Regions from separate parts of the Homo sapiens genome. Here region 1 is linked to region 2. Evidence: chromatin loops called from intact Hi-C (ENCODE). Cell type or tissue: lower lobe of right lung. All regions are shown on one strand.

Evidence for each region. Peaks named below come from ENCODE experiments on the same cell type or tissue, not always from the same donor. Only the 100,000 strongest peaks of a DNase experiment are listed, where the experiment ranks them.
Region 1: it touches region 2 in a loop (3-fold over the local background); 9 of 110 quality-filtered maps call a loop at or near these places.

Annotation. Positions count from the first base shown.
Region 1 is chr1:220,891,222-220,896,221 of GRCh38, forward strand. No RefSeq gene overlaps it. Among named protein-coding and RNA genes, the nearest start is that of HLX-AS1, 14 kb to the left of the region's middle. RefSeq lists enhancers at 404-949, 950-1,495, 2,582-3,221, 4,879-5,000. In lower lobe of right lung, no CTCF peak of the experiment used is centred here; DNase peaks (open chromatin) are centred at 368 and 2,986; H3K4me3 peaks cover 1,014 bases; H3K27me3 peaks cover 4,700 bases.
Region 2 is chr1:221,042,934-221,047,933 of GRCh38, forward strand. LOC101929750 (a long non-coding RNA gene) reads left to right here and starts at 4,181. Exons shown (of 7, transcript XR_001738479.2): 1 at 4,181-4,267. RefSeq lists an enhancer at 4,464-4,533. In lower lobe of right lung, no CTCF peak of the experiment used is centred here; no DNase peak of the experiment used is centred here.

The DNA of each region.
Region 1 (5,000 bases), 150 kb before region 2:
ACAGTAGGAGGCTGTGCAACACGACCCAGAAGTACCAGGTAGTAACCCCGGGAGTGGACCTGGAGCTGCGAATCATCTGGTCGAGGACCCATTAGGATCCCCGATGCTAAGGTCATCACAGAGAGGCAAGAGAACGCGTTCACAAGCAGGACTCGATGCAGGCGGCCGAAACTCTGGTCTGCGTACCATTTGGGCATCGTTGTAGGTGGAAACCAACTGGTAGGGAGGTTGAATGACTCACTCAAGGTCACTTCCCTAGTGGTCAACGTCAAGAACCAGGACAGAAGTCCAAAGCTTTCTGTGCTTTCTCCAGTCCCTCACTTATGCGGGGGTGCGGAGCGCTAAGATCTGCCCGAGCCTCTCTTGGAACACGGAAGAGCACCGCAGAGCGGGTAAGAACGCTAGGCGAGTTGGTCTTAGTGCGTCTGCACCCCGCCGCCTCTCTCTGCGGAGCAAAAGTGCCTGTTCTGCGGAATTCCCTAGCCACCCTCAATCCCCACTGTCCTCGACCAGAGATTTCCCAGTCTGCAAATTTTAGCCTCGTTTTAATTTGTCGGGGCTGTTTATTTTTGTTTCTCAGAATCCGCGTGACGAGTGCACCCAGCACGTGGTAGAAGCTCAAGAAATGAGCAAGTGAACGAAAGATCAAAAGAATGAACTAATGAGCGAATAGGATCCCCTATCTGGCAGTCCCGACTTGCATCCGTCATCACAATCCGGCCACTGTTGAATTTCACTACCTGCTGAAATGCGGGCCGCGCACGCCTCCAAAGAGGTGTCCCTGAGACTCTACGCAGCCAGGCTCTCGTGGTCTGGGGCTCAGATCTCGCTCCAAGGCCTCCTACCTTCGGGGGTCACAGGGTCTCGCCCCGTTCTCAATGGCTTTGGGTGTAGCATAGGAAGGTCCTGGGTCTTCCGTGGTCTCGGATCCCCAACCTGCCCGCCGAATATTCATTCAGTTCACGGTCAGCGCGGGCCCCTTGGCCCCCACCTCCCCCAAGCTGATCGCTACGTCAGTCGGTTGCCGGTCGGGAGCGCCCAGGAGATGACTCTTTGAGGCCACTTTGGGTCAGCTTCAGCGATCTAAGCCAGGTCTCCTTTTTCTTGCCTCCATCAGGGACCCTGCAGCCTGTGCTGACTACTCTTCCAGGCCAAGAGCACAGTTTTGTAGCTGAAAAAAATGGGGGTGAAAAGCTATAAAGAAAGAGTCAAACTAAAGACTTGCTGTGTGACACACAATTTTTAAATGGAATGTCACCTGTAATTTGAATTTTCCCATATCCATTGGTCTTCACTCTCCCTTGCTTTGTATGTCCTCACCATTTCTCACTTTTCATTTTTTCCTCTTTGCTCATTGAGCCCTGGGCTTCCTTTCGTCCTGGTACTGTTCAAGATTCCGTTCAGAATTTTAAGAGGAACGGGACTCCCCTGGCTTGGTTCCAGATGACCACCGTGGAGGACATGGAGGACAGAGTGTGTGACCTGAGACAAGGGATGACAGGGCTGCCAGGCAGCTCCAGAGGTGATGGAGGACAGCCTATTAGCTAAAATGTAATGAAAGGAAGAGATTTTTAAAAATTAGAATAGATCTGCATAATTTTTTTTTAAAGCCCACAAAAGTGCCATCCTCCTCAAAAGCATTGCTCAGAGCCAAGGGAGACATGCTGGGGACAGAAGGGCCACTCACAGCCTCGATGTTACTCATCTACAGATGTGCACATCATTTGAGCCTCTACTATATGCTGGACCGGTTCTGGGTTAGGGACCGTCAAGGGTCTCCAGCTGAAACGATCCAAAGGTGCTCTGACATGTGCCCTCCAAGCTAAAAGTTTTAGCAAAATCGAAAACTTTCTTTCCCACCTCTTTCCTCTTATTTCTCTTTTGCTTTCCTCATCGCGGAGGAATGGTGGTGAGGAGACCATCCCACCTCCCTGTGTTCTCTCCAGCTAGCTCTCCAACTACGCCTTCCCACTTTCTTCTTGTCAGTTTGTTCAGCAACCCAGAGGCAGTTTTTAGGTTAGGGGCGCATATCTGATACAGGGCACAGTCACAGACAGAGTTCTGGCAAACAGAAGGCGCTCAGTAAGTGGAGATTGTTATTAAACTATTACTACGATGACACTGCGAGTTCATTCTGGCTGGAGAGAGTGTCTATACTCGTTTGAAATCACCTATGGGTGCGTGCAAGTAAAGAACGGAGGAAAGAGACACAAGTCTTTTCCACTCTTTGAACAAGAGGTGAAAGTCTTATATCTCATGTAACCATCACAGCAACTCAGGGCAGAAGATATTCTTCCTCTCTTACAGATGGCCATTTTGAGAAGCAGAGGGGTTGGGTAATTTGATCAAGGTACTTGGCGGGTAAGGGGCGTGGCCGAGCCTCTGACAGAAATCTGCCTTTCTTACTCCAATCTCCGAACTTGTGGTCTGCGGCGATTTTCTACAGTCAAGGAGAAAAAAAGTTCAAAGAAATGATTTGTTCTTTTTGACGAATTATTCTGATCATTATTTCAAATATTCACCTTACAATGTTAGTGTATACCCAACCATAGAGAAATCTATTAAAAGTCATCTCGCTGCATCCCCAGGGAAAGCGCATTCATGGTATGCCCTGTATGGTATGCCCTGTACGGTATGCAAGGTTCACAGCCGAAGGAAGAGAGGGCCCAAGTGCAAAAACATCTTTAAGCGAACGTCGGTCGCCACGTGCACTTACTGTGTACCTCCCACCCCAAACCTCAGGATAGAAAGACATAAATGGGTCCAGAAGCCACAGAAGCGTCTTCCTCCCTGCTCCTAGTCATCCCTTTCGCTTTCCATTCTCACCTGGCCTCCCCCAGGCCTCGCCTTCTTCCCTCTTTACTCCATTCCCTAACTCCTGCCTCGTAGGCAGCGGTGGGGAGCCGCAGGCTGCTCCCCGAGTCCCAACGCTACTAGGGTGCTGTAACAGTGATGAGGCGGCGTTGCAGTCTGGCTAGGCGCTGCAGCGGGCACCAGCTACGTTTTGCTGTCGGCGGCAGTTACCCGGACGCAAGTTAAGGGGTAGGCGCGCAGAGGCGGTTGGAGGCGGGCGGCCGGCCCCTGACCTCGGAGAGCTGCGCCGAGCAGGGCGGAAAATTTATGGTCTGTGTACACTTTCTGGCTCCAGAGCCCCGCGCACCAGAAGGATGGGGCCCTGCGAGCGCGCCCCAGGCCGCGAGCTGGGGCCGCAGGCGCCACGGCCATGTATAGTGCCCACCCGACTCTGTTCTGCAGCGCTGTGGTCATAAACCTTCCCTTAGAGGGCGCGGCTGTAAACGAAAGTCCGGGCGAGAGGTGGATGCAGGCCTTGCCGCCCGGACCCTCAGGTATAATTCTGGAAACTTGCACGGAAGCCTGGGTCCCGCCATCTTCCCTGTTGTGGTGGGGTAAGAGGATAGTTTATACTGGCTGTTTGGAATCCCGCGCGGTGGATGCAAGGTGGGATTCCAGCCCAGCGACGCGCCGCGTGGCCGGGAGTGCAGACAGGTCACCGGTCCCCGGGTGTCTGGACCGCGCCGCTTCCTACTGGGCTTACTTCGGGATCTAGACTTCGGCCTCCGTCCTTGCAAGGGCCCAGATTTGATTCCGGTTCGTCGAGGCGGTCTGTAGCAGATAAAGGGCCCATTAAAAAGCTGGACCCTGTGGGCCTTCGGTGCCAGAGGAAGCGAGAAGATGGCTCGGGAGTCAGTCCGGAGGCAGGAGGCCCATTTCGGGTGGAGGCCAGAGGTCTAGCTGCTCGCACTTCATTCCGGTAGTGGTAGTGTTAGCACGAAGCATGTCCACGCTGTTTTCCCCGCCTGGGCTACACCCACACAAAGGAGCTGTAAGTTAAGCTGGGCGGTCAGGGCTACGTAGGTCCCTTTACTCACGTTGTCACCAGAACAGGTGTCACGGAGTGTAGCTGCATAACAGCTTAATTTTTAACACCAGTCACGACTTTTCAATCTGTTCTTAGTAATCGTTGTGCCCATATACCAGGCACTGTTTTCACAACCTTTATATGTATTAGCTCATTTGCCTTTTACCAAATCCCAGTTAGGTCATTACTTACATTATCCCCGTTTTACAGATAAGTAAACTGTGGTAAGAGAGTTAAATTAACTTGCCTAAGGACATGCAGTTAGCAAGTGGATTTGGGAATAACTCGCATCTTCTCTGCACGGCCTAGATTACCTAAATCATCTGTAGCACACTGACTCGAGCATCAGGCGTCCCGCAGGCGACAGTGGGCAGAATTCCCAAAGAACCTCGGGTCAGTTTACCCACTCGCAGACCTTCTCCCGAGGGGGAGCGCGCCCCTGCTCCGGCGCCGGGAGTAGCTGGCTGTAGGGATCAGCCGAGCGAGGTGGCCGAGTCCATAAACACGGGCCATTTAGCAATTACCCCCAGGGCGTGATAATTGCGCTGGGCAGTAGTGACTGTGAGTCGCTGTGACACTGGCTTCTCGCCGTCTGCTGTCTTTTGATTTACTGTCGCACTGGGTCTCAGCACCCAGTCGCTCAGGGCTGCCAGGGTAAGCGGTGAGGCGCTAGCGCGGGTGCAGCTTCTCTCCGACGCCATCCAGCTCTTCTCGCGGTCTTTACCCTGCATGGGGGTGCAGGGGAGTCGCACTTCAGAAGGTTTTAGCCCCTCTAACTGGGAACGTCCAGAGACTTTTCCCTGGGGTAGGGACGTGGCATTGAGGAGTTGGCGATTGATTTGAAAATAGAAGAGGTAGGATGAAAAGGATCAGGATGGACTATGAAAGCACAGAGTGAAAAAAGAAGAAGAAATAGGAACGGGAAGAGGGAAATCATCAAAATAAGTGGAATTTTGAAGCATTTCTCACATTGTTTTAGAGGGCGGGTGGAGTTGACACAACTGCTTTGGGTCTGAGCCATAAATTAATAGAAGATTTATCCCTCAATCAGGAAAAAGCCATTAAGATATTCTTGGCTTCGTCTGTGGGAAAATAATTTCTTTGATTGAGTTGCCCCAGA
Region 2 (5,000 bases):
TATTTATTTATTTTGAGGCGGAGTCTCACTCTTGTCCCCCAGGCTGGAGTGCAATGGCGCGATCTCGGCTCACTGCAACCTCTGCCTCCCGGGTTCAAGCGATTCTCTGCCTCAGCCTCCTGAGTTGCTGGGATTACAGGCACCTACTACCACGCCCAGCTAATTTTTGTATTTTTAGTAGAGACGGGGTTTCACCATGTTGGCCAGGGTGGTGTCAAACTCCTGACCTCGTGATCCACCCACCTCGGCCTCCCAAAGTGCTGGGATTACAGGCATGAACCACCGCACCCCGCCAGTAGTATTGTTTATTTTTAACTTTGTCAATCTGATGGATAAAAAAATGGTATTTTATCTTAATTTGCATTTCTTGAATCATCCTTGAAATCAGTATGTTTTTGCTGATTTATTGGCCTTCTTAAAATTTATCTTTCTGAATTGCCTGTTCATATTCTTTACCTATTTTTCTGTTGACTCATCTGTTCTCAATCAATTTTTAGGTGCCCCTTGTGGTTGCTGTGTTGAAATTATTCTTTCTTCTAATCTATTGTCTTTTGACTTTATTATATTTTTTGCCATGTGAAATTTTAAATTTTTATATAGTCAAACATTTATTTCTATTTTTAATGTCTTTCTTATAAAATAAATACATCTCCATGGTAAAAAGTCATGTAATTCACAAAGGTATAGAATTAAAAATAAAAGCTCTCCTTCCAGTTTTTGGACTTCTTAGGTCAATACCCCAGAAGTAACCACTGGCAATAGTTTCTTGCTTACTAGTTTAGAATTTTCTATATGTATGTAAACATTCCCCATGCCCCCTCCCAATTTGCTAATATTTACTGAGCATCTACTCTATGCTAAGAACTGTTTTGGGCCCTAGAAAGTCATAAACTCAACGAAGTTTCTACTTTTAAAGTTCATACCCCAATAGTGGAAAAAAGTAATAAATTAGCCAATGGACAAACAAAATAATTTTAGACAATGTTAAGTTCTGTAAAGAAAATAAAGTAGTGTTAGAGTACAGAAAGTGACAGAGAGAGAAAGTAACAGTAATGAACCTAAAGTAACATTATTTTAGGTAGAGTGGTTTGGGAAGGAGTCTCTAAGGAGATAGCATTTATTGGGTTTGGGCCATAATCTTGAAAGACACAATTCTGAAGGCCATAATCTCAAATATTGAAGCCCTGATCATCAAAATCCTGAAAATATAATACTGAACAAAACTTAAAAATTCTTTAAAAGACGTTTATTTACACTTTAGAAGAAAATTTATTTGGGAAACATGACAGAACACTTTATAGGCCACTTTACACAATAAAATAGGCATATAAATAATAGCATACATATTTGTGCAAGCATCAGCACTCAGGTATACTAATTGACATTTATAAGCAGATAAACTGTATTCATAAATAAATAGTTTATATAACAGTGGTCATCTGAAATGTTGTGATAGACAATTAGATCTTTTGACAAGATCAACCAAAAATTGCTATGGGTCACCTCCATATATACAGTCACCCAAAGGACTAAAATCTTGAGAAATTTTATCTTTCACAAATGCAGATGTGCAAAAAGGACATCTTTTCATTTATTGGGGAAGTTTCAACATTTTTATATACACTCACAATGCTTATACACAAAGTCAATGTGGTGATAGTGCACTTCCATGGAGTCAAATTTGCAAGAAATGTATAAAATGAATTAGAACTCTGTGAAGGTCTTTACACAATTTATCCCTTCAGTATTGGAAAGGATGTGAAGATGAAATGCATAGTATAGTGAATTTTAAAAAATAATGCTGACAACTTAAAATAGTGGGAAAAACCTATACAAACAAAACAAAAAAATCCATACCCACTTCCCCCACACCCCCAAAAAAATCCAAAAAAAAAATCCTGATATATGAAAAAGTGTATTACAGGAATAGATGATAGACAATTGCATGGAGGTAGTCCCTAAGAGCTGGGCAACTTTCATGATCATTAACTGTATTTTGAAGTCTTGCATCATGATGGATAGCTGCTTTTCTCGGTTTCTTTTAGGGCATGGCTCTCCTCAAGAATACGTTCACATTCATCTTCTATGTGGCACTGCTCTTTTTGAAATTCTCCTATGATTTTATAGATGCTAACATGAGCATTCCCTATTAAATGTTCCCATCTTCTGTGTCAGGCTTCTAGATTGTTTTAGATACAAAATGATATGGAAATGCATTCTGCATTCACTCATTTACAGACCACATATTTGGTGAAAACGATACTGCTGATTGAACAGAAACACTAATATGTCTTCTTATCCTACTGTACGTATAATTATTTTCAAACCAGTCAGTAACTTTGCTGGCTTCTTCAGGCAAATGAAGCCTTAATTTATGAAAAACACCTGGAATAATTACATCAGCTGCGAGGAATGCCAATACAGACAAATAACATATTTTTAGACTAAAGCTGTTGTCATCAACATATTGCATGGCCAATTCACTCATCTGAATTTTCCAACAAATGCATTGGGCTGAATGGAAAAAACAAACTTTATTGATAACACCTTGAAATTCACTTTTAGAAGCCTTGATTGCACCTAATTCCAAATCTGTTGTTAAGCTTTGGGTATTCAGTTAGACATTAGGGATTTTAAACTTTAGAAATTTAAACTTTAGGAATTTTGATCTTTCAGAATTTCAACATTCAGTTATGGCATTCAGGATTGTGTCTTTGAGGATTACGGTCAGCACCACAATTATTAGAGATCTGATATATGTGAATACTGCACAATGCTTTTTAAAAAATTGCTGTTTATCATTTTCACTTAATAATAAAATAGAATGTGTTTACTGATCAGTGCATGTACATTCACTTGTATGAAAAACTTTTGCTTTGCTAACATAAAATGATTAACCCCAATTTCGTGTAGACAGACAATGTGAATGCATGTCTATCTTCCTGTCTGTCTCTTGAAATCACAAACATATAAAGTCCATTCACTTGATCAATCAGAGGGGGGTAATACACATTATCTATTCTCTTCATTGACCAAATAGGAAGTGGTGAGGTTGTCTGGATAAGGGGCCTTACCAAGGAAGGACGGAAGTGGATCTCCTGTAAGTCACGTTAGTCATGGGGGCACATGTTGAAGGTACTGGCTAATGTGCGGTTGGGGCTGCTATGGTGATTCTTCCAGATTATTTCTAGCTCTTATAAACATGTGGATCTAACAGGTAATATATTCAGGCTGAAAACAAGCAGTCTAAAATGTCCTCTTTTCCCTCAGGTGTGGTATAGTATAGCTATTTTGAAAATATCATTTTGAAAATACAGAAACTCCTGTGGTGATAAAGGGGGTCAGTTTGCTAAAGGGGCATCTCTTTGTTGTGGCTTAAGAGATCTGAGCCTAGTTTCTGGGAAACTGGGCAATGTGGAAGTGAAAGAGATTCTGTGCCCAACATGCTTAGCCACTGCTGAGCTGTCAAACATAAACAAAGCACATTGCCTATTTAAAAGAGAAAGGAGAAGTCTGAGACAGAAGTCAGTTGGGCAGTTATCTGTGGATTCCTGTTGTTGCTTCTCTCCTCATCCACGCTTTAGTGGGTTGTTGAGAGCTAGTTTGCTGGCACAAACAAACAAACAAAAACAAATGATTTATGGAAACTACTGAGTCATGCCTTGTCCCATAGCTGCCTTTCTCCTGCTCTGGGAAGGCTCAGTTACACAGCAAATTTCTGAAGGGAGAAGTAGCCATGCTGTGGAATGTGTTATTATAAGAAAACTTTGCTGCTGCTCTGGTGAACCCAGTGATGCTTGAGTAGCCAAGGTTCTCATGTACTTTCTTACTTACTGTACTGAGGTAAGCAAAGTGACAGATCGTTTAGGGCTCTTGGAGAAATGCTTTGCAAACCTACAAAATGACTTTTTGTTTTATTTCATTTTGTTTTTTGAGACAGAGTCTTGCTCTGTTGCCCAGGCTGGAGTGCAGTGGTATGGTCTTGGCTCACTGCAGCCTCTGCCTCCCAGGTTCAAGTGATTCTCCTGCCTCAGCCCCCAGCTAGTTGGGATTACAGGCACATGCCACCACACCTGACTAATTTTTGTATTTTTAGTAAAGACGGGGTTTCACCATGTTGGTCAGGCTGGTCTCAAACTCATGATCTCAGTTGATCCGCCCACCTCGGCCTCCCACATTCAGACTGTACAAAATCCTGAGGTGAATGGCAAGATGGCTGAATAAGAACAGCTCCAGTCTGCAGCTCCCAGTGAGATCAATGCAGAAGGTGAGTGATTTCTGCATTTCCAACTGAGGTACCCAGCTCATCTCACTGGGACTGGTTAGACAGTGGGTGTAGCCCATGGAGGGTGAACAGAAGTAGGGTGGGGTGTCACCTCACCTAGGAAGCACAAGGGATTGGGAAACTCCCTCCCCTAGCCATGGGAGGCCATGAGGGACTGTGCCATGAGGTACTGTGCATTCCGGCCCAGATACTATGCTTTTCCCATGGTCTTCATGACCCACAGACCAGGAGATTCTCTTGGGTGCCTACAGCACCAGGGCCCTGGGTTTCAAGCACAAAAACTGGGCGGCTGTTTGGGCAGACACTGAGGTAGCTGCAGGAGTTTTTTTTCATGCCCTACTGGTGCCTGGAACGCCAGCAAGACAGAACCATTCACTCCCCTGAAAAGGGGGCTGAAGCCAGGGAGCCAAGTGGACTTGCTCAGCAGATCCCACCCCCATGGAGCCCAACAGGCTAAGATCCACTGGCTTGAAATTCTTGCTGCCAGCACAGCAGTCTGAAGTCGACCTGGGATGCTCGAGCCTGGTGGGGAGCGGGGTGTCTGCCATTACTGCAGCTTGAGTAGGCAGTTTTCCCCTCACAGTGTAAACAAAACTGTCAGGAAGTTTGAACTGGGTGGAGCCCACTTCAGCTCAGCAAAGCTGCTGTAGCCAGACTGCCTCTCTAGATTCCTCCTCTCTGGGCAGGGCATCTCTGAAAGAAAGGCAGCAGCCCC